Regions from separate parts of the Homo sapiens genome. Here all the other regions are linked to region 2. A link is a loop called in an ENCODE intact Hi-C map of the cell type or tissue named here. Cell type or tissue: heart right ventricle. All regions are shown on one strand. Each heading gives the region's core, and the rest is flanking DNA. Links, peaks and the distances in the headings are about the cores only. Region 1 holds the start of CLIC5 (chloride intracellular channel 5). Region 2 overlaps CLIC5 (chloride intracellular channel 5). Region 3 has its middle 38 kb from the start of CLIC5. Region 4 has its middle 22 kb from the start of CLIC5. Region 5 has its middle 40 kb from the start of ENPP4. Region 6 has its middle 36 kb from the start of ENPP5.

What was found. Peaks named below come from ENCODE experiments on the same cell type or tissue, not always from the same donor. Only the 100,000 strongest peaks of a DNase experiment are listed, where the experiment ranks them.
Region 1: it touches region 2 in a loop (2.9-fold over the local background); 31 of 110 quality-filtered maps call a loop at or near these places.
Region 3: it touches region 2 in a loop (2.4-fold over the local background); 11 of 110 quality-filtered maps call a loop at or near these places.
Region 4: a loop joins it to region 2, with 2.9 times the contacts of the local background. A loop is called at or near these places in 6 of 110 quality-filtered maps.
Region 5: a loop joins it to region 2, with 9 times the contacts of the local background. A loop is called at or near these places in 18 of 110 quality-filtered maps.
Region 6: a loop joins it to region 2, with 2.6 times the contacts of the local background. A loop is called at or near these places in 10 of 110 quality-filtered maps.

What each region holds. Positions count from the first base shown.
Region 1 is chr6:46,013,641-46,018,964 of GRCh38, reverse strand. CLIC5 (chloride intracellular channel 5) reads left to right here and starts at 3,105. Exons shown (of 6, transcript NM_016929.5): 1 at 3,105-3,485. The coding sequence starts at 3,423. It also overlaps the pseudogene RNU6-754P. RefSeq lists enhancers at 2,303-3,147, 3,148-3,992 and a silencer at 3,405-3,454. In heart right ventricle, for the core only: no CTCF peak of the experiment used is centred there; DNase peaks (open chromatin) are centred at 3,124, 3,749 and 4,305; H3K4me3 peaks cover 2,365 bases; H3K27ac peaks cover 3,163 bases.
Region 2 is chr6:45,928,358-45,933,681 of GRCh38, reverse strand. The region is part of intron 4 of CLIC5 (chloride intracellular channel 5); the gene reads left to right. Among named protein-coding and RNA genes, the nearest start is that of CLIC5, 85 kb to the left of the region's middle. In heart right ventricle, for the core only: CTCF peaks have their summits at 2,873 and 3,079 (motif pointing left); a DNase peak (open chromatin) is centred at 3,041; H3K27ac peaks cover 4,596 bases.
Region 3 is chr6:46,051,143-46,056,466 of GRCh38, reverse strand. It overlaps a transcript of CLIC5 not described here. Among named protein-coding and RNA genes, the nearest start is that of CLIC5, 38 kb to the right of the region's middle. In heart right ventricle, for the core only: no CTCF peak of the experiment used is centred there; a DNase peak (open chromatin) is centred at 2,676; H3K27ac peaks cover 3,495 bases.
Region 4 is chr6:46,035,075-46,040,398 of GRCh38, reverse strand. It overlaps a transcript of CLIC5 not described here. Among named protein-coding and RNA genes, the nearest start is that of CLIC5, 22 kb to the right of the region's middle. In heart right ventricle, for the core only: no CTCF peak of the experiment used is centred there; no DNase peak of the experiment used is centred there; H3K27ac peaks cover 2,981 bases.
Region 5 is chr6:46,087,198-46,092,521 of GRCh38, reverse strand. It overlaps a transcript of CLIC5 not described here. Among named protein-coding and RNA genes, the nearest start is that of ENPP4, 40 kb to the left of the region's middle. In heart right ventricle, for the core only: a CTCF peak has its summit at 2,230 (motif pointing left); a DNase peak (open chromatin) is centred at 2,207.
Region 6 is chr6:46,204,219-46,209,542 of GRCh38, reverse strand. It overlaps the pseudogene ACTG1P9. Among named protein-coding and RNA genes, the nearest start is that of ENPP5, 36 kb to the right of the region's middle. In heart right ventricle, for the core only: a CTCF peak has its summit at 2,128 (motif pointing right); no DNase peak of the experiment used is centred there.

The DNA of each region.
Region 1 (5,324 bases), core at 155-5,154, 85 kb before region 2:
ACTGTATAAATTCCTTGCCCTTTACCCTTTATGCTGCAGTGGTCATATTATTGAATCTAAATATATTAAAAATGCTATCAGATATGTTATAGTTTTCACTTTCAACAGTCATACAAAAATATGAATGTCACACAGATTTGCATGTCACCCTTTCATTGGAGCCATGCCAATCTTCTCTGTATGGTTTCCATTTTAGAATATGTGCTGCCAAAGTGAGCACTAAATGTGTTTTTAAAGTACTTTCCTGGTAAAAATTTATTCAAAACTTGCACCACATTTGTGAAACTATGGGCTGGAATTAGACATATAGTGTTTTTCTCCAGACAAAGCTAGAATTGACTCTAACCAATTATTCTTTAACATTAAAGGGTACAAAGTAAAGTCCTTTTATCTTGAGCTAAGGCATAATATGAAATTGAAAATGGAAAATATGCACAGAAATAGTTTATGACCAAAGAAGAATTATTTTTTTTGCAGCATGAAGCTTTATAATATCAAAACTATAAGTTATCTGCAGGGATGTCCAAATGGGAGATATTTCCTATAAAATGTTATTGAAAGAGATCTGTCCAAATTTACAATAGCAGTAGATATTTGGAGAAGATAAAATGAAAGTTAACTCTGATAGGTTTGGGATTAAGGAAAGAGAAGTCATACCACACATTGTTTAGATCATAGCCAAGGAAATGATCGAAAATACGTGTAACACATTTTTCATTAAAACAAAAAACAAAAAACCAAAACCCTCGAAGACATTTTATGCATATAATTTTATTTGCTACTGCCACATTGCCATTAAGAATATTGCCTACACTTCAGTGCAGGGATGTTCTGAGTCTGTGCATCATGCAGCGAAGGCACCAGTCTCCCTCTGTAACCTTGGTCCTTCCCTAAAGTATGTAGTCATTGGTGCAGAATGTACAGCTGTGAAGGTGACTGTTTCTCTAAAGGCTTTGGTGATGTAAGCCTGAAGCCAAGCAGGAGGAAAGCAATTAAACATCACCTTGATTAAGTTATAATGTACCAAGAGAGTTGCACGTTGGGCTTGGTGACTGCTTTCTTCAGGAAGGAGGAATTTGCACTGAGAGTCTGTGGGGACACAGCCTGCCATAAAGGGTAGTGAGGACATCTTTCCCTTTTCTTTGCCTATCAGATGCCTGACCTTTCAGGAAGGTTCAGCTAAAGTGCCTTTTGCTCCATGAAGCCTTTTCCTCTCCTCACCCCAACCATGGTAAATAGTATCTTTACGTGACAGCTTGTATAGCTCCTTCATCTTCCCAATTCATGTGGCAGCCTTAGTTTTCATTTCATGTAACTATTATTCTGAAAGGGATTTTGATCTCTGTTAAGACCGTTAAAACCATGCCTTTGTTTCCTCAAAGTGTGCACTTCCATAGTGTGCACTAAGAAAAGCAGTTTGTAGAGCAGTTGAGAGGACAGGCTCAAGTCTGTCTGGGTTTAAATCCTGACTTCACCATTTCCTAGCTGAATGACTAGGGATAAGTTACTTAAATACTTCATGTCTCAGTTTCCCCACTTGTAAAATTGGGATCATTATACTATTTGTAAATATTATACAAGTTCACACATGTAAAGTGCTCAACATTTTTGCCTAGCACATAATAAGTATTATTACTTATTTTTTTATTAAGCGATAAATTTTTTAATAAAGCTATTAAACAAATACATGTTTTTAGTAAGGAAGGACATAGCACAAACAGGATTAATTAAAGAGAAGGCAAAGAAGACAAAGAGAATTCCACCAGATTCTGGTGCAAAACATTCAATAATTATTTTTTAAAGAACTGAAGGGTGGGAATGTCTGTTGGTGCAACCACTTTAGAAAACCTATGGCAGTGTTTACACAAGGAGAGCATTCTTATACACTACAACTCAGCAAGTCCACTCCTAAGTATACATCCAAGAGAAAAGTGTCTGTGAATCCAACCAAAAGATGTTTGATAGAGAGAATGTTCGTGACAGAGTAGTCATGATAGTCACCTGCACAAATGTCCATTGACAGAAGAATGAATAAGTAAGTGTGTCGGTGAAAATGGATGATACACAACTACACATAGCACAATGGATGAATCTCACAAACATAGTAATGAGCGAAAGAAGCCAGACACCAACATTCCAGGCAAAAAGATCCTATGCTGCTACAAGCCAGAATAATGGTTACCCTGGGACAGTGGAGACGGGAGAAAAGATGTGGAGAGGAGAGAGCAGGAGGAGCTTCTAGGGCTGTGGCTAACATTTTATTCTTCATCTGGCGCTCGTTACATGGGTGGGTTGGATTGTGAAAATTCATTGAGGCATACACCTAAGATATGTGCATCTTTTCTGTGTTTGCATCCTACTTCACTAAAACAACCAGAAGAGAACGGGAATGAAGTAAGATCAGAAAATAAAGGAAGAAATAGAAAGAAAATGAAAGAAGGGAGAAGAAAAATAAACAAACCCAGAAGGCTGAAAGGCATGGAAGCCGCACCTGACCGGGTTGACTCACCCCTCTGCCCCAGGAGCCACCCCTGCCCTGCCCTGCCCGTCCCCAGCACCCTACTCTCCTTTTGCTTAGCCCAAGGATGGCAAATGCCCCTTTTGGTGGGGGTTCTGAGCATCACTAAGACAGGAAGGGCTTTCCAAGTGGGTAAGGCTGGTAGTGGAGTAACTCGGAGGAGCTGACGCTTTATTAAAGAAACAGAAGACTTGAGAGCCATCTCCTCTCTTCCTTCCCCTTCCCCTTTCCCCTTCCTCTTCCCCTTCCCCTTTCCCCTTCCTCTTCCCCTTCCCCTTTCCCCTTCCTCTTCCCCTTCCCCTTTCCCCTTCCTCTTCCCCTTCCCCTTTCCCCTTCCTCTTCCCCTTCCCCTTCTCCTCGACTCTTTCTGCCTTCGCCTCATTATCCGCCCCCAGGACATCCTCTTGGCCTTGGTGGCTTTGCCAGGACCAGCTCTGTCTCCGCCTCCTGCCCTGCGGGGTCTTGGGGCGGGGGGCCGTGGCCCGGCCCAGGCCCGAGCTGCCGGGGTGTCCCCGCCGCGTCCCCGCCCGGCTGACCCCGCCCTGCAGCCGCCGGCTATTTTGGGCGCGTTGGCGGCGGCGGGATCGCTGACAGTCGCGGATCCTGTGACACCTCCGGGCAGCCCGGCACTTGTTGCTCCCACGACCTGTTGTCATTCCCTTAACCCGGCTTTCCCCGTGGCCCCCCGCCTCCTCCCGGCTTCGCTCCTTTTCATGTGAGCATCTGGGACACTGATCTCTCAGACCCCGCTGCTCGGGCTGGAGAATAGATGGTTTTGTGAAAAATTAAACACCGCCCTGAAGAGGAGCCCCGCTGGGCAGCGGCAGGAGCGCAGAGTGCTGGCCCAGGTGCTGCAGAGGTGGCGCCTCCCCGGCCCGGGACGGTAGCCCCGGGCGCCAACGGCATGACAGACTCGGCGACAGCTAACGGGGACGACAGGGACCCCGAGATCGAGCTCTTTGTGAAGGTAGGTCGGGGTCCAGTCTCCCGCCGCACCTGCCGCGCCTCCCGCCGGGCTCACCCACCAGGGCTCGGGGTGCGCTGGACTCCGGACCCTCCCAGGAGGGCGGCGCGGAGCCCTGTGCTCCCCCGTGGCCTTTCCGCAGGCCAGCGCCCCGCTGCGAGGCTCCTGGGCGGAATGGAGGAAGGCAGGTTCCGGCAGGTGGCCGTCTTCTCGGAGAGTTGATCCGCAGTTTGTCCACCCCCGTCCCCGCCTCCGCTGTCACCGCTGCGAGTCCGAGTCCAGAGCCCAGCCCGGACGCGATTCAGGCTGGTCCTGAAAGACGTCTCCAGGTGTCGGGATGCGGCAGAAACCTGGCTGGACCCGTGAACCTTTCCTTTAAAACGGGAGGAGGGGGAGGAATGGGAGAGAAACGTTATTGACACAATGATCTTTGGCAAAGCGAAAATGACATTTCTTAAAATTCTCTTTCTCTCTTTCGCTCAGAGATCCTAAAATAAAAGCCAAGGAGACAAAAGTGTTTTCTTGCTTGGTGACTTGCAAAGCAGAAAACAAGCACTCCATTCTCCGACGTTATTATTTTTGTCATAATCATGATTTTTCAAGGCAGTATCAAGGAAATGTTAGGCGTTTGGTAGTAGGGAGAGCCTCCCGTTCAACCTGATGCAGACAGGGATGAAGGAGCACAGTGCAAATTAAATGAAGTCACCTTGCTCCTTGGACAGAAACTGCCTAATGTCAGAGCTGCTGTACTTTATTTGCAACCTGTAGGAGGAAGGATGGAGGCGAGGCTGCGGCGGCGTTTCCCGGTCCGCCGGTGTAAGGAGAAAGAAACATTTGATCAGCCCTTGGTGCCGACGCTGCAGAAGTAGGGAAACCTGAGGCTGCGGGAGAGTAGCCTCCAGGGCTGAGCAGAAACAGTCGCCAGGACTTGGGGGAGGGGAAGTCGGGGACTGCCTGGGCGCCAAGACCTTTCACAAAGGGGGAAAACTCTCTCAGTGCAAAGTTTCCCTAGAAATATGCAGATCGCTGAGAAGGGAAGAGTCACTGGTGCCTGTCAGGGGCCTCCTGGCAGAATTTAAAAGGCATAAATATTCCCTGGAATTGGGAAAATGTTATTTTGCCCAAAAGATCCTTCTCTACAAGCTAATTAAATAGATGTTTGCAAAAAGTATGAGATCTACATAAACCTTGATAACAATCTGTGGTCTTTGGTACTTTCTGACTCTTAAAATGTGACTTACTTTACACTTGGTACGTGATCTGTCTCCGTTGTCCCAGCCTACCACAAAGGTTTGTTAAATTTCTTCTGCTGGGTTTTACATTCTTTGTGTTTATTTTTCAAGCTTACACCTGACATTTAGTGACACTTGCTTTCTTCAGCCTGTTCTCTTCCCACTGTGGCCCCTGTGTGCTCCTTTGGTTTCTGGGACTCCCCCCACCCCCACCCCAGGCTGGATTTCCAGGTCCTTTGGCAGACCCAGGTAATAAAGGAGGTCATTTCTCGTCTGATGCTGGGTAGTGTTGGACCTTAGGGCAGCAAGGGGGTGTTCTGAACCCCAGCATCCAGGCCTGGGCCCTAGGGGTGAATAGGGAGAGCTTTAACAAAGCGATGAGTCTTGCTGCTCTCCTTGAAGAAAGCGATTCTAGGACTTACTCAGATTCCTTGAGAGTGGTAGTTTCAAGGTGTCAAGTTTCTGAAAGATATTTGAAACACAAATAGGTTCTTTAGAACCAAAGGAGCCCTTTGCCCCACTCCTAGGTGTGGAGACCGATTCTACCTGCACCTTTGGAATTTTCTTGTTGGCAGTGTTGGAGAGTCTCTCCATTTATATAAAAACCTTA
Region 2 (5,324 bases), core at 254-5,253:
ACTAGATGTGCAAAGATGTACCCCTTTCACTCGCAAGGCTGCACCTAGTTCTCTTTTTATGGAAGACTCTGAGATGTCCTAACATACTCTTCCTAAAATACTTGTCCTAATAAGGTGCTTCTAACTTCCGAAAGAAAGCCCTAAAAACCTTCCTTGGTATCTGTGACGTGCTGGGCATGTGCTCAGATTGCATTGCCCTTCATCAGTTGTAACTGCAGTGGCCATGTTTTCCAAACTGAAAATCAGATGCCTAACAAATTGCCTTCATTGAAAATAATCAAATTATAAGAAATTGGTACTGTCCCAGGAAATCCAGGACACATGTCCCCAGATGAAAAGCACCTGGTTAGGGCTAAGCCCTCTGCTTCTCCTTTCTCTCCAATCCAAGCTCAAACGTGGTTACCAGAGGGCGAGGGAGTGTACCCTAGTTCCCACCACCTCCTGGTTCCCAATTTGTTGCTGGAACAAAAAAGTGGCCATTAGCCACACAGGTCCCTGAGCAGTCTTGGTTCTGTTTCCAAATAAAGGCCAAGGTTTCCACCTCCCTAAGGCTCACATCAGAGGCTCCTCTTTCTGGAACCTGGAAGCTCCCTGGGCTTATTCTGGAAAAATTGATTGTCCCTGCCACATAGAATGGAAGAAGACTCTCGGGTTATTCTAGGAACCTCAGTGAGTTTATCTCAGAATTTGGATGATCATTCCCACTGAATGGGAACGTGATTGAAGGAGGACATTGTGGTTCTTATTAACACAATATCAATGACTGTCATCCTGCCTCTCTCATTTCCCTTCCTCATCTCCTAGAGCCCTCATATAAGGCAGCAGGGGCAAGCCAGCCACAGGTGCATTCCTCGCTCTTTCCTTGTCTTCTTGTTCCATTCAGGCCCGAATCTTCAAATTGCTCCTGTCTTCTCCTTCTAAGAGGTGCCACCTGCAGTGGGTCATGCTCCTGGCTGATGCTGCTAGAAAAAGAACTCATCTGTATCACTGGCGGTCTTTCTTTTCCTTCCAGGTTTTCATGGTTTGTGTCCCCAACAACTCATCCCTGTCCTCCCATCTTGCAGACTGCCTGGTGTGACCACACCGACAGACTGATTCCTGCAGCCGGCTCTGGTCCTCCCTACCCCGGGGGTCACAGTGCTTCCTTCCCTTCGCTCCCTTTTAATAAGATCTTAAGACTCTTAAAGTAAACGTATTAAGCAAGATCATCCTCATTTGATGTATAGAAAATTTAGGCTTACACACTTCAGCTCAACATTAGAAAGTTTACAATTAGGCCGGGCATGGTGGCTCACGCCTGTAATCCCAGCACTTTGGGAGGCCAAGGCAGGCCGATCACGAGGTCACGAGTTTGAGACCGTCCTGGCCAACATGGTGAAACCCCGTCTCTACTAAAAATACAAAAATTAGCTGGTCGTGGGGGCATGTGCCTATATCCCATCTACTTGAGAGGTTGAGGCAGGAGAATTACTTGAACCAGGGAGTTGTAGGTTGCAGTGAACCGAGATGGTGCCACTGCACTCCAGCCTGGCGACAGAATGAGACTCCGTCTAAAAAGAAAAAAGAAAAGAAACTTTAAAATTAAATCTGTAGAATGGACTGCCAGCAAAAGAAGTGAGTATCCCATCAACAGAAAGGACCAAAAAGAGGCTGGATCTTTGGAGGCAGGAACTGCCTAATCTAAGGTGTCATTGATTGTACGACACTATTATTTTAAATACTGGCTGGGCACAGTGGCACACACCTATAATCCCAGCACTTTGGGAGGCCGAGGTGGGCAGATCACTTGAGGTCAGGAGTTTGAGATCAGCCTGGCCAAATGGCAAAACCCAGTCTCTACTAAAACTACAAAAAAATTAGCCGAGCATGGTGGCGCACACCTGTAATTCCAGCTAGTTGGGAGGCTGAGGCAGGAGAACCACTTAAACCCGGGAGGCAGAGGTCGCAGTGAGCCAAGATCATGCCACTGCACTTTAGCCTGGGTGACAGAGCAAGATTCCATCTCAAAAACAAACAAACAAACAAACCTCTAAGAAACAACAACAAAATGCTATCACTTAAACAAAGTGTTTTCACTTAACCTCTCATATTTTGATTGTAAGACATTGCCTGATTTCACAGATGTTAAAGAGTGAAAAAAATGTGCACCTTAGACTTGAGACATAATAGTGGACTTTCACAGTCCTTTCCAGATCTAACCTTTTATTACTTCCTTGAGGCTATTCAGTGACATGTCAGACCCTCCTTTTGCTTGACCTTGAGCTGCCCTGTTGGAAAAAAAGTGAATCAAGTTCAACATTGCTTCTAAATTGCCCTGGGATAGCGATACTAGCTCCATTTCCAGTAAATAGCAACTCTGTTCTCTGTCCCTCTTGCCTGGAAACAGGTAGCTCTTCCTCATAAGTCAGGGCTTGGCAAACTTTCTCTATATAGGGTCAGATAGTAAATAGTTTAGGCTTTGCAAGCTACATAGCCTCTACCAGACTCTGCTCAATTCTGCTGCAGGAATCATAAAGCAGCCACAGATAATATGTAAACAAATAAATAGGGCTGTGTTCCAATAAAACATCATTCGTGGACACTGAAATTTGAATTTCACATCATTCTCACTTCATGAAATATTATTCTTCTTTTGACTTTTTTCCAACCATGCAAAAATGTAAAACACAAAACAATACTTAGCTTGAGGGCAGCATGAAAGTAGGCAGTGAACTGGATTTAGTCCTTGGACTGTAATTTGCTGACCTCAATCTTAGGCAGTCCGTGGCTACAATAGCAAGTTCTGTTAATTTCAGTATGCCTCAGCCTCCTCAACGGTAATATGGAGATTGTAATAGCACCCTCTCTTGAAGATTTGTCATGTTAATTAGATGAATTAATGCATATAAATCACTTAGGACAGTTCCTGGCACACAGTAGGCACCAATATGTGATAGCTATTGCTGCTGCTGTTGCTGCTGCTGCTATTAATTTCACAGTGCTCCCCCCGCCTCCATACCTAGTGTCCACCCTTTGGACTGGGCAGCCCAGCTTTCCCTGTAATGAGGAAGCATGTGCTGCCCTCTTCTGGCAGGCAGAGGAATCGTCGCCAGAGCCAGCTGATGTGATTTATTCAAGGCCTGTGGATTCGAAAGGGTCTTCCTATACAAAGATTCAGTTTTATCTAAGCCAAAGCTTAGACGGTTCAAACAAGGCTAGGTCTTCTTCAAGGCTCAAAGCCACCTTCCATTATCTGTCCCCCACACCAAGGGAAGGGCATGTCCACCAGGCCTGACGGATCTACCATAGGAGGTCCCTGGCTGCCCCTCCCAATGACAACTACCCCCAAATGCTTCTTTCTCCCTTTCCTCTTCTCCTTCTACAATCTCGAGTCTTTACATTTACGAACTTCCTTGACCTAAAATAAAAAAGTGCTTGAAAGGATTCAGAGCGGCCTGGGAGGGCTGTTAGCCTAGAACTAACAAGCCCCTTATTATCAAAGGCCCTGTGCTTTCCCCCAGGCGTCATGAAAGCCACTGCTGCTGGGGGGTAGGTGGGGAGGAGGGTGAGGGACAGTGAAGTGGGGCATTTTTTCCAGATTCCCAGGATGTGGTGAGCCACGTTTAAAAAAGAGTGTGTATATTTATTATTCCAAGCCACTTCAATCATAAGGCGCTTCATGCCTTCTCCCCTTCCTCCCTCCCAGCCCCCAGCCCCCGTGTCACAGTGGCCCTGTCTGGAGGGCCTGGCCATCCAGGGGATGGATGCGGCACCCCCCTTCTCATTCTGCCTTGTGCTCTGCCACAGGCCTGATGAGAAAGCTAAGGCCGTGTGTAAAAAGCAGCAGGAATGTGAAACCTAATTACCCTGTAGCATGCTCAGAAACAGAGTCACTTAGGTGGCCGTGGGGCTCCATGTCTACTCTGTTGGAAGCAGTTCTTTTGGAGGACAGTTGGGTCCCAGGAAGACCGCTGCAGAGGCCTGGGAGCCCCACGGTGGGCTGTTATCAGGCCATCTTGGTGAAGGCTCCTGGGTGGTCAGGCCGACCTCCACAGCAATGCGGATAACATGTGACCGTCTCACCACTTCCTCATAAAGCAGCCATTGCTGTCTCCTTTCAAAAACGCCTCTGGTCACAAAGGGACCCTTCAGGCTGCCTTCCTTGGCAACCCCTGTGTGCAAATAGCCAACTAGGGGTATTTTGTTTGTTGGTTTGTTGGGTTAAAGTTTTGCTTTGACTAGCATTCTTGTAAGGAAAAACAAATAACCTAGGCTCGGTGGGACCCACCTCGGAGGTCTGGTGGGCTCTGCACTTGCATGTCCTCGTCTCCTCCCTCATGGAGGGTCCTTGGGGCTGAGGGCAGGAGGGAGAGGAGTGGGCAAATGCTTCCTCTGGTCCCTCCCATGAGCTGCCTGAGGGATTCCTCCAGAGGGTCTTTGATTTGGTTCATTATTGAGGTGGATGCTTCCAATTTATAATTTAACAAATCTTGCTCCTGAAACGAATCCTTGGGCAGTTGTAAGGAAGGCGGTTGGTGGTGGCGTGGCCTGTTGAATGGGGCAGGCATGGGGAGAAGGGGGTGGGGAGAGCTGGGCCCTGCGTGGGTGGGCGCATTCATTAGTGGAATTTTGCTGTGTGGGCTCCTGGACTGGAGTAGAGCGGAGACCACCAACACCATTCCATGTGGTGGAATTTCCCGCTGTCTGACCAGAATGAGTTCTCCTGGCCTGGCCTGGATGCAGATCAAGACCTGGGGAATAAAGGAACGTTAAATAACTGATTTGCACATGAGTTAAATGTTCTTTCACCTCTTCCTACCGTTACCTCATCCTATGCAACCAACACCTCTTGTCTTTGTGCAGTCTACACATAGGAACCAAATACGTTTCTCAATCTCTCTCTCTCTACACACACACACACACACACACACACACTTATGCACTTCGTGTGTGTTCTGATGTTCTTATGTACTGGCAAAGGCCATCACATACCTCCTTAGACAGGCTCATTTCAATTAATCTAAAAGAAAGTGCTTACATGCAAAATTATATTCATGATGGGACACAATATATTCATGATGGGACACAATATCCCACTAAGCACAGGATATGCAGACCACAGAAGTACAATAGTGTGTCCATGGGTGTGTGTGTCTACATTTCATTGTGTGTGTGTAGGTTGAAAGTATCACAGTTGGTTTATACAATTACTACATTCATAACCCCTTGTCTGTGGTTAGGACGTAGCTTTGAGGAAACTTTTTCCAAGTTTCTGCTGACCTTTAGGGGAGAATATCTCTGGATAAGTTAACCTGTAGAACAGATTCCCTCATTTTTGGTAGAGC
Region 3 (5,324 bases), core at 201-5,200, 120 kb before region 2:
TACCTGGCTAGTTTGTCGGGGGTGCAGTGGTGGAGATGGTTCTGGCATCCAGCCCAGTCAACCCAAGAAGCCAGTTGCCTGCAGGGCTGCCTCTGCAAGGAGGGGAAATTTATTCTACATTATTTGTCCAGAAGGGGAACTTTTTCCCAATTCTGAGCCCAGAATTCAAGAGGGCTAAGTATGGAGCCCTGAGGAACACCAACATTTAAGCAACAGGGAAAGAAGACCCCTCAAAAAACACCATACAAGAGGGGTGGGCAGACAGGGCTCATATCTAAGCACTACCCCTTTCTAGTTTGATGATCTTAGTCAAATTACTTTCCTTCTCTGTGCCTCAGTTTTTACTATTTTTTACATTGAGGTAAAAATATACATAACGTAAAATTTAACATCTGCACCATTTTTAAGTGTACAGTTCAGTGGCATCAAATGTACTCAGACTGTTGTGCTACAATCACTACCATACACTCAGAGAACTTTTGTTTTGCACAATTCAAAGGCTGTACCTATTAAACAGTCACTCCCCATTCACCTCTTCCCATAGCCCCAGCCAATAACCACTTTACTTTCTGTCTCTGTGTTTGGCTACTCTAGGTACCTCATACAAAGGGCATCATACAGTAAGTTTCACCATGTTTTAAATGAGAAGACAACACCTTCCTTGTAAGAGTTGTAATCCTCAGATGGACTGTGAGGATTCCAGCTGAACACTTCACATCTCACACATGCCTAGCACAGAGAGGCACTCAGTAAAGGACAGCCACCAGCTCCCATGTGTGAGAGATGCGGTGCAAGATGCTTATGGGAGACATGAGGGGGAAAAAGACACTGTTCTTGCCTTCACAGGTCTTCAGCTCAGAAAGATTTTGTATTTACAAGTAACTATTATTAAATCAAAAAGTGAAATTTTTCAAAAGAAAAGTACTGATGGCCTGGCGCGGTGGCTCACGCCTGTAATCCCAGCACTTTGGGAGGCCGAGGCGGGCAGATCACCTGAGGTCAGGAGTTCCACACCAGCCTGGCCAACATGGCAAAACCCCATCTCTACTAAAAGTACAAAAATTAGCCGGGCTTGGTGGTTCACGCCTGTTTTCCCAGCACTTTGGGAGGCTGAAGTGGGCAGATCACCTGAGGTCTGGAGTTCCAAGCCAGCCTGGCCAACGTGGTGAAACACCGTCTCTACTAAAAATAGAAAAATTAGCCAGGCATGTTGGTGGGCACCTGTAATTCCAGCTACTCAGGAGGCTGAGGTGTGAGAATTACTTGAACCTGGAAGGCGGAGGTTTCAGTGAGCTGAGATGGCGCCACTGCACTCCAGCCTGGGTGACAAGAGCGAGACTCTGTCTCAAAAAAAGAAAGAAAGAAAGAAAGAAAAGAACTGACAATGTTCTTCGGGAATTTAGAAGATGAGATTGTCAATGGCTAAGAAAATCAGAGAAAAGTTTACAGAAAAGGGAACATCTCTTTGAAAGGTTTGGCCCAAATGGTAATAGCAAAAAAGGACCCTTTGTGAAGACAGACTGCATACACCAAAACATTGCACTGGTCATCTCAGGCTGCCATGACAAAACCACACAGACTGCATGGCTGAAGCAACAGAAACTTATTTTTTCACGGTTCTGGATAAAAGTTCACCATCAATGTGCCAGCATGATCAGTTTCTGGTGAAGACTTTCCTCCTGGCTTGCAGACAGCCACCGTCTTGCTGTATCTCCACATGGAAATGAAAGAGAAAGCTCTCTGGTTCTCTTCTTAAAAGGATAGTAAACCTATTGGATCAGGCCCCCGCCCTATGGCCTCATTCAGCCTTAATTACTTCCTTAGAGGCCCCAACTCCAAATATAGCCATAATAGTGGTTAGGGATTCAACATATGAATTTGTTGTCAGGGGTGTGGGGGAGACACAAATAGTCTATAAAAGGCATCGAGGTGGGAAATCATCACTCGTTTATAGGGAACATTCAATAATATTTGGATGATGCATAAGGGGGTTGAAAGTGGAGGAGCTGGAGAAATGAAATTATACCCAGGGATTAGCTTGGATCACAGGAGGCCTTTGAGTAGCAGCTAAGACTTTTAGAGTGTGTTTGGTCTGTGGCAGGGAGAATCTGAGGGTTTTAAACAGGGACTTTGCAAGGTCAGAAGTGTGCTTTGGGAAGATGGTTTTGGCAGTGGTGGGTTTTATAGCCAGTCTTGTTCTCATTGCCTTGGAGCAGAGAAGGAAGGGCAAGTGCTGGCAGATTAGATACCTGCCAGAATATCCCAACTAGATCTTTCAGGTTGCTTTCCTGAATGCCAGTCGGTCCCTCGTTTGACTGGCTGTGAAGGAACACACAAGTCTGGGGTACTCTTGTGAAAAATCATTTTGAGGGCAAACATCCCCCAGCCTACCCCCACCTGGAGCTTCCCAAGCATCAATTCCAAAGCAAAACAGGCTTCTTTATCTCAGTCAAAGGTTTTGAATAGGAACTGACCAAATGAATGATCCACTGGTCAAAATAACTTTGGACAGTTTCTTGCTGACTGCTGAGCACACAGCAAAGCTACCTGATCTTGCATTTCATGATATGGTATCTAGTTCTCAGAGGTTGTAAATGGTCAAATCTCAATTACAGGGCTCTTCAGGGCAACACTGCAGAGAGGAATGCCTCTCCCCAGGGTAAAGTTCTCGTCAAACTCCTTAGGCAATTGGTCCCAGCAGCCACTGCGACAACAACTAAAAATAGCCATAGTATAAAACCCCAGCTTCCAGGAAAGCTGAGAGGAAATAGTTTGCTAAGAAGCACAGACTGTGATAAAGCATTGCCTGGTGTTTTCCAACACATCATGGGACGTGATGAGTTCCCAGAAATCATTAATACCGACCTCAACGATTAAAGTACATTTACTGGGTGGGAGGGAAGGCCACTTTCTAAATTATAAGCAACTTCAGAGATCATCTAGCAGCACTGTTCAGTATAGGCCTGAGCAATATGAGGTTGTGCACATCACTCTTCCACCTACATACTTTCATCCTTTTATTCATTTAGCAAGTGTTAACTGGGCACGGCTCAATTCCTCACTCCGTTCTGCTCAAACATCCTCCTCACCATCTAATATAGCACCTCTGAATTTCTGTTTCCTTATTCTCCTGTTTTCTTTATATCACTGGCATTGTGCTTTATTTATTGGTTGTCCATCTGCCCTACCAGCCTGTCACCCAGCTCCAGGGGCAGGACTTTGCCTGTTTGCGGTCTGTCACGGAATGATTATACTGAATGCATATGTGTATCAGGCCCTGCCCTCCAGTGTCTCTCCTCTCTCTCTCTCTGCAACTCCTATTAGTTGGAGGTTGACCCTTCTGTATTTGGCCTCTGTCTCTAGTCATTTCTCTCATATTTTTATTTGCTTTTTTGCTCAATGATTTCAGAGGCTTTCCTTATTTCTAGCTCTTCTATTAAATTTTTCATTTTTAGCAGTTATGTTCTTAATTTTTAATAACTCTGATCTTATTCTCTGATTGTTCCTTTTCCAAAGTGTCCTGTACTACATCATAAGGGCCGAGTGGCAGGGGAGGCCAAGTCAATCATCATTCCTTTGGGGTGATCAGGGAATGGATCTCCAGATGCCAGAAAGAGAAAGTCTTTACCCTGGCACCTCCACACCGAGACTGGAAGCACAAGCTCTCCCCACACCCTCAAATGGCTGCCTGTGGAGGGAACTTTCCATGTAGAGGCCACAGGTAAAAGGCTCCCAGTGCACTGCACAGAGCTGGGATGTGGGAGTTGGCTGCTGTCTGGCAAAGTTGTTCTAGGATAGAATTTCACTGACTCCCTCCAATGGAGTCCCATATCATACCTCCCACCCACTGTGGGATGGGCCAACTCCAAGCTGACAGCTTCTCTAGGGTCCTGGAAAAGAACAGGGCCCCCACCTCCTCTGTACCTACCTTAGGGTTTATTCTGAGCTATAATATTTTCTGTACTCTATTATCTCTCAACATTTTCCTACCTATCTTCTCTCTTCCAGAAGTTTGTCAACAACCCTTGTCATTGGTGACACTGTCTTATTTTCTTAACTGTTGTAAGATTGTTCCTTTTCCTACTTCTCTACTCTTATTTCAGCAGGATCTCAGGATAATCTGCAGACAGTAATATTTCAATCATTGTGCATGAGCAAAGGGTTCTAAATACAGCTTGGGAGCTGGTGAATGTGAAGTGTGTAAACAGGACCCTTTACTGCAAGGCTTTTCAGCACTTCAATTTGCAAACAAGAATAGGTCCTGCAAATCTCAAAGAGGGGGTGTGGTATGAAGCATTTCTCAATTATTTGACCACAAGAATTTCTTCTTTTTTTTTTTTTCAGGGAAATCTCATCATTTTTGTGTTCCAAGAAATATACTATGGAAAATACTAGACTAATTTATCAGTGTCATGCTAGCCCTGGGAGTGCAAAACAGTAGACATTAACAATGTTTGCTGAATGCAGGTGCAAAAGGAGGCTGAGTCAATGGGTCCTAAATACCACTCACACCCAAGTAACAGATTTACTTTGTGGAGATGATGGTTTATCTCAGATAGTCAGTGCAGTGGAAAGAACACCCAGGCTGAATTCAGACTAACATAATAGCTGGGTGCCATTAGGCAAATTGAATTATTTGAGCCCCAATTTCCATATCTGTGATATGGGAATAATATCTGCTTTTTTTATTTTATGAGGTAGTTTTGAGCATCAAAAGATAAAATATATGAGATGGTATTTTATAAAATGTAAAGCACTAAACAAATACAAGGAATTATTATTATTGTGAAACTCAGTTGCCATGTCACAGCAGTTAGAACGTGAAAGGGAAAAGACATTTGAGCATTCTCTAACCATATCATGTGGCTGGTTGCCCAGTCATCCTAAACTTAGAGATTGCCCCAACTGCAGAATCACAGGGAAAAACACAGAAAAAAAAGGAGAGAAACCCTAACCGTCTTATGGATTGCACGTAGAGCTAAATCAAGACTTTATCCTCACTTTACAAGTGAAGACTTGAGCTAGAGAAACAAGAGACTCAGCAATCTTTATCTGGAAAGGACCTTAGATGTCATTTGAACCAACTTACTTGTTTTAGATGCATAGAAACTGGCCCAGAGAGGTTAAGTAATTTGCCCCCCATCACACTGAGATAATTGTGCTAGCAAGCAGGTCTCCAAGTTCCTGGCCAACATAACTCAACTCAACAAATGTTTATGGAGAGTGGAGTACCATTGCCCCAAGGGCCAGGGCATACACAAGTGGGAGCCTCAATTTCTATCCTGAAGGAGCTTACAAGTGCAAGAGAGGAAAGAGTGACAGTA
Region 4 (5,324 bases), core at 52-5,051, 110 kb before region 2:
CACCAAGCCTCATCCACCATCATTCCCATCACCTCCACCAATGCCATCACCATGATCAGCTATTATCACCATTATTAACACTATGAGCAACAAATCAAATACTACCAATCGCGTTGTCTTCAACAACACCACCAACAAACAACAGTGTCATCACATGCTACCGTCACCATCATTTTCACCACCACCATTACCAGCACTAGTACCATCATCATTATCTTCCACCACCACTATTGCTGCCTACCATTAACGGAAACATTCAATATGTGCCAGATACTGTACTGAATGGTTTATTTACATTAATCATTTTATCCTCACACTAATCCTTTAAGTATAATAGCTGTATGCTACTGATTAGAAAATGGATGCTGAGAGGTTGGGACCCTGAATCAAAGACACAGCTAAAAAGTGGCAAGGCAGGATCCATATCTACATCTATCTGATTCCAAAGCTCATTGTCTGAATTGCCAGGGTTTACAGTTACTTAACTGATATGCTGTGGTGTTTTAAAGGTTTTTTGTTTACATCTCTTTAGTTGCTATTGAGACTGAACATTTTTCCATGTGCTGATTTATTGTCTGCATTTCCTTATGTGTATGCCCTCCATTTATTTCCTATGATCTCATTTTGAAGAAAAGCTGAATACTGACCTTAATTAGATGAATTCTCTGTTCATTTCTTAAGAGTAGAGCTTCCTTTTTAACATTTATAACTTACAATTTTTTAACTTCCTTACAATCCCTTTTGTTTTTTATTCCAACATATCTGTTTTATTTATAATTATATCTCAGCAAATCAGAAATGTTTTTTCTTCTTTAATTGAAAATAATATGCTTATTTTATTCGTTTTCTTTTTATGTTTATTTTATGCTTATGTTTATTTTGCTTTGACCAAAATTTATTATAATATATAATATGAGGAATGAATCTAATGCCGTCTCTGCACCATGACCTGATTGTCCTCTGTATTAAATACTGATCACTTCTTGCCTATGTATATCTGGTTTTTTTAATGTAATAAGTTCTTATTATGGTCTAAATTTACTTTGGAAATATCTATTGTCTCCACCCATCTTTTTCCTGCTTTTAACTGAATGTCATGATGTTTTGGTAATTGTCACATATTTTAAAATCCAGAAGGTAAATACCAATCCCTTTAGAAAAAATAAATTTAGTATATTTTCCCTCATGTTATTCTGGAAGAATCTTAAAATCAGTGTTTCAGATTTTATAGAATATACTATGGAGATTTTAATTATTATTGTAAGAACAGAGAGTTTTGTTATCTTCAGAATATTTGGCTTTCTATGCATGAATGAGTTATAATTCTTCATTTATAAATAGTATTCTTTTATTCCTATAAGATTGTATCCTTTTAAAATAAGTTTCTTATTGAGAGCTAAATTCTTATGTATGCATTTAATGATATTCTTATCTCCATAGTACATAGATGTTACATCATCATAAGTTATTCATCACCTTAATACCAGGATACAAGTAATTTTAGTGAATTTATCTTTTCCCAACTCATCTGCTTTTGCTCTAACTACAACATCTAGGAAGATAAATAGTTCAGATGCTGTAGCAATTTTCTCTGTTACTTGAAAACAATATCTAAATTAGTATAAACTAGGAAATCTTCTGAAAGCCATAATGTTTCAGAAAGGCATGTCCCCAGATGAACCAATCTGGGAAAGAGAGTGCTAGAGAGAATCTCCAGACACGTGGGTTTTCATTAATGTAGATTAAGTCTGGCTGAGCCCACTAGAACTGACTGAATTTTTCTAAAACTGTTGACATGAAGTAGGGTTTTTATGCCAGTAAACTTCCCTTTCTTAAGTTCTCTCCTTTTCTTTTTCACTCTCATTTCCATTGTTCATGGCTCTTACATGTTGACTTTAGCAGAGTAACAGTGAAGAATGGTGTAAGCTGGAAAATCATCCAAGAGAAGGGCCTCTGGGAAGTCAACCTAATGCAGGCCTGGGTTGTCCCCTTTCTCCCAAGGACAGAGCACAACTAAGGGGATCATGGGGCATGAGGACCCACCTGGGTGGGAAGCACCTCTCTGAAAGGCAGGGCCATTCAGTCTAAAGCCTAGATTTTGTAGTTAGAGTTCAAAATCCATTCATTTATACAACAAATATTATTCAGCCATGCAGTCTGCTAACTGACTGGACAAAACATCTATCTGTGCTTCATTTTTTTTTCATTTATGAAAGTGAAAGGAAAAAATGAAGGCATAGGATCAAGTGAGCTCCTGGGTCCCTTCTACTTGAGAATTAGTATATCTAATACTGAAGAATAGCTACCAGAGGGACTGGGCCAATGAGCTCTACCAGATAATAAGCCAGTATTAGTGAGTCCTATGAATACAAAAAGTCCCACTGAGGCCAATCCCAGGCTCTATCTGAAGGCCTAGGTCTCATCCTCTTTCCCTGAGGCTTATTGTCACTTGCCTAATCTTCTCAATGTAATTGTATTATCTTCCACCCACACAGCAAAATGTCTTTTGGTGAATCCCTACCTGTAACCAAATACCAATCCTTCCTGTGATTCTGTAGTTATTCAGCCCCCTTGTACCTTCAGTTAGCCCGCAATTACCACTTCCCTGGTGCACACCCAAGATAGGTAAGGAATGAATGAATATTCATCCTTGGGCAAATCATCTAACTTCTCCAATTCATGGTTTCCTTATCAATGAATAGTGCTACTGATACTTAATTGGAATTATTGTCCTCAGCATTAAATGACACCTGATTCAAAATAGGGTGCCCAACACATAAAAATTTTACCCATATTATCTTACTTCATACCCAAATAATTCTGTAAGATAATTAGGACAGGTGATATTGCCATCATCTTGGGGCAAAAGGAAATCAGGAAGTTTAAGTGACATGTATCAAGTTTCAAGGTAACTTGGTTCAGCAAACCAAGGAAGCTCTCTGACATTGGTGCCATTCTTTAGGTGATCCATTCACTTATTTATTTATTCATTCCTTTGTTCTTCCATTAATTTATTACTGAGCATAGTCTTTTGGCCCCCTCTCTCAGCCCTTTCCACCCAACAATACAACTGAAGCAATCTGCTCCTTCAAGCTGACTGAGCATGCCATTCAGTGGATAAATTGTGACCAAAAGATTGTAATTTTGATTTTGGAACCAAATCAAGGTTTGGACACAGATATACAAAAGAGCTCTTTAGCATGTTGTAAGTAAAGGGGGAAAAATGAATAATCATTCACCGGCCAGAATGACAGTGATGTCCTTCTTATGATGAAGGTCCTTGGATATGCATGAAGGAAGCAAAAGAAATGACACATGGCATCTGTATGAAAAATATGAAGACCTTTGGTTGAATATGGGTTGTTAAACTAAGGATGAAAAAAAAATGGGGGAAGGTATTTTTTTCTTGCTTGTTCTTCTGGAAGAATCTCAAAATTGGTGTTTCAACTTTTATAGACTATACTAAGGAGACTTTAATTATCTTATTTTAAATTTTTAAGTAAGGAGATAGAGAATTTGGAGTGCAGTGATTCTTAAGAACAAGACTTCCCTTATTATTTTTGAAACAAGCTATCACAATTCTTATACTACAAAACATATAAAGTATGGAAACTACAAACCCTTTGGAATCTACCAGCAAAACATTTGATACTATAAAATGCCACTGAATTCATTCAATAGGTATTCATTATTCCACAAATACTGAGCACATTTCCAGCACTATGTATACACTGTGAATAAATACAAATAACTGTAAGATGTGGTCCTATTCTCAAAGACTTTGCAGTCGGCCTGGCGCAGTGGCTCACGCCTGTAATCCCAGCACTTTGGGAGGCCGAGGCAGGCGGAACACGAGGTCAGGAGAAGGAGACCATTCTGGCTAACATGGTGAAACCCCGTCTCTACTGAAAATACAAAAAATTAGCTGGGCGTGGTGGCAGGCGCCTGTAGTCCCAGCTACTCGGGAGGCTGAGGCAGGAGAATGGTGTGAACCTGGGAGGCAGAGCTTGCAGTGAACCGAGACCGCGCCAACTGCACTCCAGCCTGGGCGGCAGAATGAGACTCCGTCTCAAAAAAAAAAAAAAAAAAAAAGACCTTGCAGTCTAGGTGGGGAGACAAGACAAGAATGAAAGGAAAACTAATAATAAAACACAATTTGGGATTAAACAAAAGGGGTAAAATAAATAAACTGCCAAATAATAAATAGTTGCCAAATGAAACAATAGGAGCGATCCTGAGTTTGAAAGATCGTTAAGAGAAGGCCTCCAAGCAAGGTGGGATTTGAGAATTTGAGCACAAGTAAGGTGCAGGGGAGGCCCTTTGGGTGGGGAGGAGTCATTAAAAACCAACTCTGGGCAGGGCATGCTTGCTCACGCCTGTAATCCCAGCACTTTGGGAGGCCGAGGCAGGCAGATCACAAGGTGAAGAGATTGAGACCATCCTGGCCAACATGGTGAAACCCCATCTCTACTAAAAATACAAAAAAATTAGCTGGGTGTGGTGGCACGCACCTGTAGTCCCAGCTACTTGGGAGGCTGAGGCAGGAGAATCAGTTGAACCTAGGAGGCAGAGGTTGCAGTGAGCTGAGATCGCACCACTGCACTCCAGCCTGGTGACAGAGGGAGAATCCATCTTAAAAAAAAAAAGAAAATAAAAGAAAAAAGAAAACCACCAGCTCTGGCTGCAACACAGCCCTGGGTCTGCTCAGTGTCCCAGTCAAACTATTGTCCTTTAGAGTAAGTTGAGCAATTGTACAAATCATTAATTACTCAGCCCAAATGACCAAAGTGAGAGCCCAGAGGAGATGCAGACTGTGTGCAGTTTTGATGTGAGTCTCTGTTAGATTTTCAGACACAATTCTGCAAGATTCAATATCCAGAGGCAAACAAACCAACACAACAGTAGAGATGGAGCCAGTGATAGGGAAGTTCAGGCAGAGTTATGTGTTTAAAAGGCATTGAGGCATCGGACAATAGCCAGGGAGTCATTAAACAATATATTTGTTTAAACAATACACCCTGAAACAAATGACTCACCTTGTTATTTAGTCAAAAAGCTATTTACTGAAAGAAAAATAGTTTCTGCTCTCTTAGTTTCTTTTTTCTTCCTCTAATATTACTCAGTGGCTTGAAAACTTCTGCTATCTTCTAAGAAAGACAATATAAAACAGTGGCTATACAGAGGCAGGAAGCCTGAGTTCCTGGCCTGGTTTTGCCATTGATACTTTGAAACTTGAGACATGTCACTTAAACTTCCCGATCTCCTTTTTCCCCAAGATGATGGCAATATCACCTATCCTAGTTATCTTACTGAATTATTTGGAT
Region 5 (5,324 bases), core at 236-5,235, 160 kb before region 2:
AAGTTTTATGGATACTTTATTACTTAGGTAGAATCAGGGCAGGAATAAAACACATTTTAGGTTAGTCTGTAGATTGACTCTAGAAAAATAAACATTAAAGAGAAAAAAATAATAATCATGAGGAAGACTTGAGAAAACCTGCAAAATACTTTTGTAATTGGCATTGTTTAAAAATGCTTATCTTGTTCTTGTTTCTCTAGCAAGTCTCAGAAGACACCATTAGAATTTAATAATCATTTCCTGTAGGAAACTGAGTTATTATAGTGTGAAAACGTGGGTTTTGGATTCAAATACTCTTGGATTCAGGTCTGGCTTCTCTGCTTATTGTCTGCCTGACCTTGGACAAATCAATTTACCCAAAACTCAATTTCCTCAGGTGTACAATAGAAAAATGAATTGCGTATAGAGTAGTTGTGAAGATTGAATGTTCTTCACAAGCTCCTAAGAGTTGTTATCACCTCACACCGGCTAGAATGGCTATCATCAAAAAGAGGAAAGATAACAAGTGTTGGTGAGGATGAGGAGAAAAGGGGACGCTTGCCCACTGTTGGTAGGAATGTCAATTAGTACAGCCATATTGAGAACAGTATGGAGGTTCCTAAAAATATTAAAAATAGAACTACCATAAGGTCCAGTAATTCCTCTACTGGCTATATATCTAAAGGATATAAAATCAGTATGTCAAAAATATATCTGCACTCTCATGCTTATTGAGGCATTATTCACAATACCTAAGATATGGAATTAACCTCTGTCCAACAACAGATGAATGGATAAAGAAAATGTGACATATATACACAATGGAATTATATTTGGCATTTTTTGGTATGAACATGGCTCACTGCAGCCTCGACCTCCTGGGCTCAAGCAATCCTCCCTCCTCAACCTCCCAAGTAGCTGGGACCACAGGCATGCACTGCCATATCCAGTTAATTTTTATTTTTTAATCTTTGCAGAGATGGGGTCTTTCCCTGTTGCCCAGGGTGGTCTTCAACTGAGCTCAGGTAATCCTCCTGCCTTAGACTCCCAAAGTGCTGGGATTACAGGCATGAGCCACCATGCTAAGCCCTGTTTAGCCTTTAAAAAAAAGGAAATCCTGTCATTTGCAACCACATGGATGAAACTGGAGGACATTATGTTAAGTGAAATAAGCCAGGACAGAAAAACAAATACTACCACATGATCTCACTTATATGTGGAGTGTAAAACAGTGAAACTCATAGAAACTGAGAGTAACATGGTGGTGGCAAGAGGTTGGTGGGTTAGGGGACTTGGGAGATGTTGGTCAAAGATGCAAAATTTGAGTTAGACAGGAGGGATAAGTTCAAGAGACATATTGTACCCATCTAGTACTACAATACATGTGTTAAAATACCTTAAACAAATTAAATTCAGTAGAGCTTAATCGCTCAAAGAAGATGTGTGAATCAGGCAGCATCCCCAACCAGAATAGGTTCAGAGCAACTTCGCGCTGCCATGTGGTTGGAGAGGATTTACAGACAGAAAAAGGAAAGTGACCTCCAGAAAATGGAGGTGAGGTACCTAAACAGCTGGATTGATAACAGCTTGTTGTTTGCCTTATTTGATCACAAGTTTGAAGAGTTGCCCATCTTTGGCCAAAACTTGCTGATTGTTGCAAGAGTAGGTTACAGTCTGTTTACACACCACATTAGGTTACATTTCACTATGTACAGAGAAACCTTTAGGCTGAACCTAAAACATGTAAGAAGTCAGCTTTAGGTTAAACTTAATTTAATGCATTGTATATTTGAAAATTTCTAAAAGAATAGATTTTAAGTGTTCTCATTGCACAGGCAAAAAATAAGTATGTGAGTTAATACGTATGTTAAGTGGCTTGATTTGACTATTCCACAATGTATACACATATTAAGGCATCGTGTTGTGCATCATAAGTATATACAATTTTTACTTGTCAATCTAAACATTTTTTAAAAATTAAATGTGGGTTGTTAAATGAACTGTAAAAAATAAGTAAAAGGCGAATTGAGCTCCAAACTAAAGTGACACATAGATCAAATATTTTTAACATAAGTTTAGAATTTGAGGCATTTTATCTTCAAAGCAAAATAATTGGGAAGTGGAAAAAAAAAAAAAACCCATCAAGTTGACGAATCTATGAACTAGCTCTGACCTAGACCTAAACAAACTCAGCTCTGGAGGAGGCGTTGGGGTCGGAGCCGAAAGCAGGCAACAGTGCCACCTGGTGGATTATACATGCAGAAAAACATTCAGAGTTTTCAAATCCTGAAGGTGATTTCACACCTGATCCCTTCTTGGATATTTCAAGTTTTTACCTTTGATATAAAACGTGTTCATTTTTATTGTATTATCTGCCATCAGCTTCAATTATAGACATCTGGTATTTTTCTAACTCTACAGACCTACTTTTTTATAGAGCATATATTTCGTTTTTTGTTGTCGTTTTTAAGTAATGGAAGCAAATTTTAGTGCTAGAAGTTTAGTGTCAGCTGTTGGGGGACATGCACCCTAATCTTATTACAAACAGCAGAAAGCAGCCTGGCTTACTGCATTCCTGTGCAAATCACGAAAAATACTGTCTGTTAATGTCTTTTGAAGGTGGCAATTACTGCAAAATGTAATCATCAAGATTTAGAGTAACTATCAGCGTCGTTAAAAGAAAATATGTCCCAAAATGTATAATAATAAATGGAATACAAAGCAGAACTAAGTTCCATTAATATGCTCACATGTTGAAATTACTCATGTTACCCGTACATTATTTTTTCCCCTCCAGAATCTTCATTGTGAACTCATAAGAAAGTTGATGTGGCTTAGTTGTGGGAGAAGGGGAGGAAACAGTCACTGAACACACCTGTGTAATCTGCCAGGCTTCAAGATTTTACATATTGTATGTCATTTAATCTTTCTACCCACAATAAAGAAAAGGATTTGTGTCACCCGATAGCAAATTCTACCCCTCCCACATGGGCATGCGAGGTGTGAGTATCCAGGCAGGGAAAGTGGAATGAATCACAGTGATAGTTAACATTTCTGAGAGTTCATGGACCCTCCTGAAATCGTCTGGCCACAAACATTATTGCATAGGGTTCTAGAATGTTCCTTAACCTCCTGAAGCATGTTACCTTCATTTTTACAAATAAGAAAATGAAGACTGGGAAAATTTAGATGATTGTGCCCAAGGTCACCTGCATAAGCAAGCAGTAGAGGCAGCATTTACACTGAGATCTGTTTGGCACCAAAGTTTTTCTTACTCCATGTTGCATTTTGCTAAAACAATATGCAGTTCATTCTCCCTTCATCTTCATGACTTCTGTTAAACAATAAATACTTCACTAAAACCTTGATGGTTGCTTTTTCTAGTGCCACAATTCTGTAATTTGCCTTCTTTGTCCCCTACTTCTACCCACTCCTTACCCAAATGTAAACCAACACCAAAATAGAATTTAAATATGCATAGATCAATTGAGTACAGTATCTATTAATAGGTAAATTTAAAGGAAAATTAGACAAAATCTTAAGGCACCATGCAAAACATTAAGTGAGCCCTTCCCTGCTGCAAGCATTAATTACCCTTTGTGCTTTGTAAAGTCACCATATCACAGCCTGGGAAGTGCATAGGGACAAGAATGAGAGAAGATGTTCTTATTTATTACCTGATTTGTTGGGACGATCACTTGTTCAAGCAAAATCCTCTGCCTTTTAAAAAGTCATTTGGCTCAAAAATAAAGAAAGATATCTTTGAATCTTCTAAATCAACAAATGAGATTAGCTAGTATTTGAGTATTTACCATTTGAAAATATTTGCTGGTCTTGTATAAATGCTTAAATTTAATGTATACACATTATATAATGTCTTCTTTCTTTTTAAAAAAGAATAAAAATGTACATGATTTCAATTTTAAAAATATAGATACTTATGGGTAGAAAAGGAGTTAGAGAATGTTAACATAATTATCTTTGGGTAGTGGAAATGCAGATTATTTTTCTTATCTTTTTCTATAGTAAACATAAACTATCTTCATAATCAGAAAGAAATCTTCTTGATATAAAATACATACATCTTTGACACTACACAGGAATCCAAGAAATTCAAAATGACAGCTGTGTATATATTTCAAGCTAAATGTGTGTTTCTTGTGGAGTACTATAAAACTGAAGTATGAAGGGACAGATAATTTGGGGCATGTGTCCCCATACCAGTGAAATTATAGGAGTCAAGTGGTATTTCCAAAGCCTTAAGTACTTTCTTTATCTTTCCTGGATGGTTCAGAGTAACAATTTTTATAATATATACTATATTGAGAAGTATATATTATACAGTGTCACACACACACACACACACACACACACACACACAGAAAGAGAGCGAGAGAGTACGCTGATAGAGTTTGCTTTGGTTTTATAATATAAGACCAAACTTCCCAGATGTCTTTGGAGAAGAAAATCCCTAAATGATAAAATCCCAAAACCCTTCAAATCACAAAATAAAACTGTCAAAGGTAGAGAAACATAATTAAAAAGAACCTGGGGTGAGAAAGCTCAATGGACTCAAATTGGCCATAGCAGAAAGCACATTTCCTTTAGGCAGAATGATAGTGATGACAAATATGCAGCTCGTTTATTCTTCATTAGTTATTTAGTACACTTAGCATTAACACCAGTTCCTTCGAAACTCATCAAAATGTAGCATTGTCTTTATCTGCAACACCCTGACTCAGAGGATGCCCACTCTCTCTTTCCCTCTTTGAAGTTGGCTATCTGGGCTCCTCAGTATTTGGATATCAGGTATCAGCAGGTTCATCTGCTTTGAGATGTTTCTCTTCTATACTGGAGGTTCTAGAGAAGTGTTAGAGAGCTACTAAAGTGGTCAGACAAGGAGGATTTGGTCATGATGGAGTCCGCAGAGAGGGGATGAGAAGGGAAGAAACTAGACCCACCGTGAATAAGGAAGGACTTGGGCCAGGTGAAGGTCATTTCTGAGAGTCAGGTGCTGGGGTTGGGTCCCAACCTAAGTAAGATGACAGTGCCAGGGCAGAGCAGTAGGGGCAGGGAGAGGATGAAGCAGGGGAAGCCCTGCCTCAAAGCTTGAGGGTATTTAGTTCATCCTATCATATTGTTTTGGTGTAATGGTGGTGTTTGGGTGCTCAATTTCTTTATTAAGTTTATTTAAATAAACCTATCAAACAAGATGGTTTCAGTGAAGAAGATTCCATCTGTCTCAGTTTTGCAATATTTAATGTCCCCTTTTGTGTTTTCCTTCCTCATCTCCTCTAAGTAATAAAACAACATAGATGAATTTTACCCAAGCTCCTCTAGGACCT
Region 6 (5,324 bases), core at 167-5,166, 280 kb before region 2:
GGGATCCAGTACGTAGAGGCCAGGGATACTGCTAAATATCTTACAATGCACAGCACAACAAGGATTATCCAGCCCCAAATATTAGTAGCGTTGAGATTAGTAAAACCTTGTTTAGAGGCTTTTCTCAAATGTCTTAGTGTCCTTGATTCCTTGCTTATATTTTAGGGAAACACTGAAAAGTGTGATTGGATTGATTGTGTGATTATGAGTGGAGCTTGTTGACTGAATTTCATGGTGGGTTGATCTGGATATGCAGTTTCACTGTGGGACTTCTAACTCTATGTTTATAGCTTTTCTCTTTGGCTAATCAGTTTATTCAGAGAAGAGGCATTCAATCTCCTGCCTGGAGAGTTTAAGTCTAGTGGCCAATATTCTAGGAGCTTACAGAAAAGGGAGCCACCCAGTACGTAGAGTGTCTTCAGTACAGTCTCATACCCACCTCAGCTGTAGCTGGCATCCCTGGTACCCAATTCTTCCTAGTTTGGTATCTCCAGGGAATCTGGCCTCTAGTCATCTTCTCAGGTGGAAAGGGGATGGGAGAGTGATCTAGGATTCTAGTTGCCTTTTATTCTCTATGTCAAACAATCTATTTTTAGTCCTACCTTCACCCCACTTTCAGAGTTACCTGGCACCTAAAATTACTGAGCTTCTTTCCTTTGCATCATCCCCCTGGGTTGCCTCCTGAGGAGGCTGATGCAAAGAAACCTGGTTAGATTTCAGCTGTCTCTAATCTGTGAAGTAAGCAACAAACTTTCTTCAGCGTTCTAGCTTCCAAAATGTTGTTGCAATTCTTCCTGTCCTTGTGGGCTTATAACATTCTTCCTTTTTCTAACAAGGTTTTGAAGGGAGTAAAAATAAACTATGAGTTTAATTGACCATGTGCAGCCAGAAATCTGAATGACTTTCTTTCATAGTCATTTTCTTCACTAGAAATATCATTGATTATCCCCTAGACTGCCTGAGGACTCAGAGTCCTCTTGAAAGAAACATTCTACTTCATACTCATTCATACCCTCTCATCTCAATGTATGAAAATTGAATTCATACAATTCCTGAAAAGAGACTTGCAGTTCTTCTCTCAATGGGATGTGTCACAATAAGAAATGTGTCAGAGATGAGACAAGCAAATGTAGCCAGAGATGAGACAAGCAAATGTAGATGTTATATCTCTATCAGTTTCCCATAAATGGTAACAGTGCTGGGAGAAAGTTTTCTAACAGCCTATACTTTTCTCAAGGCCTTACAGGTGACATCCTTTAGAACAGTAATCTACCCTGGCCTACAGAAGTACGTTATCTATTTTGTTGTTTTGTTACAACTCATAATCCCTAGATAGCTCTCATTCAGGCCTTTGGCTAGACCACGGCTATCTACTGGTAGTGCCAAGGCAACATGTTGAAAAGATAACATCAAGGAAAAGAAACCAGAGAAAAGTTAGCATCTAGCTCTGTTCACTTAAGGAATATCAACTAATATTTCTATTAACTATTTTGTTCCCTGTGTTGTCCTTTACATGAATTTTTCCTCAGTTAAACCTCAAGACCATCTCATAAAGTTGATTCTTATTAGTATTTCTTCATTTTTAAGATGAGGAAGCCTAGATGAGCAAAAGTTAAATAAATAGCTTAAAGCTTCAATGTCAGGTAGTCTGAGTCCAGAGCCTACAGTTTTCAACACTGCACTGCACCCCACATTTGGACAAGAAGAAAGGGTAGAGTGGCCATAGCTACAGCCAGCCTGTACATTGTCATCGTGCCTCAGGGTTTATAAAATTCTGTCACCCATGTTGTAGTATTTGAACTCATTTAACACCACAGGAAGCTAGCTAATGTCAAGAGTGAAGTACCCTACACCAGAGAGCTTGGCAGAAATAAAACAAAGAGTGAAATCTCCGGGAGGCTGAAAAGAGTGCTTAGGCATTGCTGTTCACTCCTGTCCTTGTATGAGCCTTAGCCCTGCTGTGTCTGTTACCAGCACAGTGATTTCCACCATAGCACACAGTCTCAGTCTCGGTTTGTGTGGAACATTGTTTCTGTTCCTGGAACAGTGGGCAGATCTTGCCAGGAGTGGCGTGCTCAGGTAAGTTGAGTTGAGATCCTTGCTGGCTCTCCTTGCCATGCTTTGTTTCTGAAATTGTACAGTGGATGGCAGCATTGGGATCCTTGATTCATAGATCCACAGGCAGAAAGAAACATGAGAAATACTAGAGCTCAGTGTCCTATGCTCAGACAGGGCTGTATCAGACCTATTCAGGCCCAGAGATAGCTAACCTACCAGTCATAAATACTGGAGGAAAATCTTAACAAAATAACTGAGGTGTAAAAATGCAGATGTGTAAAATGTGGGTCACTTTTTTTTTTGGAGACACGGTCTCACTCTGTTACCCAGGCTGGAGTGCAGAGGCTCACTGCAGCCTCAATCTCCTGGGCTCAGGTGATCCTCCCACCTCAGCCTCCCAAGTAGCTGGGACCACAGGTGCATGCCACTGTGCCTGGCTAATTTTTGTATTTTTTGTACAGAGGGTTTCACCATATTGCCCAGGCTGGTCTTGAACTCCTGGGCTCAAGCGATGTGCCTACCTCAGCCTCCCATAGTGCTAGGATCAAGATTAAGGAGTGACTGGGCAAGTCCAAGCAGCTAGCCAGCCTTGGGTTCTGCAGGTATGGCTGTGATTTTATGCCATTGGTTCTGGTGGTCGTCTTCTACAGGTTAAATATCAATAGGGACAATTCTGGGTCCTATGGCTGTCTAAGGACAACAGCAAAGATTCAAGGAATCTCTGGTGGTTGTCAGCCCAATTCAGGAAGATCAGGTCAGGGGGATTCTAAGAACATGGAAACCCCCCATCCCCTTCTCTGCTTCTGGGGACAGGTTGTCTGTCATTACCCACTGGGCCTTTCCTTCCCTGCCCTTTTTTCCTCTCTCTTTCCTGTACCCTTGAAGATAAAAATTGGAGTCTGCTTTTTAAGATAAAAGTTGGAGGACTTTTCCAACCCTGACAGACTGGTAGGACAGAAACAACTGGTTCAGGAGCCCTTGCCAGCCTCTAGAGAAATCCCAGAACACACAGCCCTGGCACATTAATACCCTGCACAGATCAGAGACTGCTGGCCACGCAGACTCACAAAGCCACAGACTTGTCTTCCACAAGCACATTCTTACCTCAGCCACGAAGTGACCAAGCCATGTGTACTAAGGGGTGAAATCAAAGATATGTACAGGGTATTAAACAAATACCAAGGGCAACAGTTATCTGGAATACAAAGTCAAAATCAGCAACAAGTTCTATGCTCCAGTGCTGATATCAGATACAAGCTTCAAGGACAGTTTCTTTTCAAAGGCTTATTCCAGTATCGTGAGGCTAGCATGAGGTATATGCATTTGCCAGGGGCAAATTTATACTTCTGAATTAACCCATGCAGCAAATGCTATGCATCTGCTCGCAGTCCATTTGCGGTGGATGATGGAGGGGCCCGACTCGTTGTACTCCTGCTTGCTAATCCACATCTGCTGGAAGGTGGACAGTGAGGCCAGGATGGAGCCACCGATCCACACAAAGTACTTGCACTCTGGGGGCACGATATCTTGATCTTCATGGTGCTGGATGCCAGGGCAGTGATCTCCTTCTGCATCCTATTGGGGATGCCAGGGTACATGGTGGTGACGCCAGACAGCACTGTGTTGGCGTACAGGTCTTTGGGGATGTCCATATCACACTTCATGATGGAGTTGAAGGTACTTTCATGGATGCCACAGGATTCCATGCCCAGGAAGGAAGGCTGGAACAGTGCCTCGGACACCGGAACCGCTCATTGCTAATAATGATGGCCTGGCTGTCAGGCAGCTCGTAGCTCTTCTCCAGGGAGGAGGAGGATGCAGCAGTGGCCATCTCCTACTCGAAGTCCAGAGCGACATAGCATAGCTTCTCCTTGATGTTGCGCACGATTTTCCACTTGGCCATGGTGTTGAAGCTATAGCTGCGCTAGGTAGGGATCTTCATGAGGTAGTCAGTAAGGTCCTGGCCAGCCAGGTCCAGATGCAAGATGGTGTGAGGGAGGGTGTGGCGCTCGTAGATGGGCACTGTGTGGGTGACCCCATCTCCAGAGTCCATGACAATGCCAGTGGTGCAACCAGAGCTGTGGAGGGTCAGCACGGCCTGAATGGCCACGTACATGGCCTGGGTGTTGAAGGTCTTAAACATGATCTGAGTCATCTTCTCCCTATTGGCCCTGGGGTTTAGCGGGGCCTCGGTCAGCAGCACCACCTGCTCCTCCAGGGCCACGCACAGCTCGTTGTAGAAAACATGGTGCCAGATCTTCTCCATGTCGTCCCAGTTTGTGACGATGCCATGCTTGATGGGGTACTTCAGGGTCAGGATGCCGCACTTGCTCTGGGCCTGGTCGCCCACGTAGGAGTCCTTCTGGCCCATGCCCACCATCACGCCCTGGTGCCGGGGGTGCCCGATGATGGAGGGGAATATGGCTCGGAGGGCATTGTCCCAGCAAAGCTGCTTTTCACATGCCGGAGCCATTGTCAATGAAGAGCGCGGGGATCTCTTCTTCCATTGCCACTGGCAGAGGAGCACGCAGCAGCGGGAGGACATGGTGCACGTGCTGGTGGTGACGACTGAGCATCTTTATAAATCTTATCATAAAACTGAAAAATATTTTATACAACACTACATAAAAACTTTCTACCTCTTATGGAAAAAAAAAATGCCTCATTACCTGATCTGTTCTCAGCGATTTCCTCCATCTCAGAGCATCAGAGAGAAGAGACCATCGTTCATTCATTCAACAAACATTTATTGAGGGTCTACTATGTGCCTGTGCCAGGCACTGTAACAGGCCTTGGAAAGATAAGACAGCTCAGTGAAAAACACAGCCCAAGTCCCTGCCCTTACTGAGCTTACATTTTATAGGCATTTAGTGGTTAGGAAATACTACAGACTGAATTATATCCACCTCCAACCCCAAATTCATATGTTGAAGCCATAACCCCCAATGGGACTATATGTGGAGACAGGGCCTTTTGGTAGGTAATTAATGCTAAATGGGGTCATAAGGGTGGGGCCTTAACCCAGTAGAACTGGTGTCCTTATAAGAAGAGGAAGAGGCTGGGTGCTGGTGGCTCACACCTGTAATCCCAGCACTTTGGGAGGCTGAGGTGGACAGATCGCAATGTCAGGAGATCAAGACCATCCTGGCTAACACGGTGAAACGCTGTCTCTACTAAAAATACAAAAAATTTACCAGACATGGTCGTGGGCACCTGTAGTCCCAGCTACTAGGGAGGCAGAGGCAGGAGAATGGTGTGAACCCAGG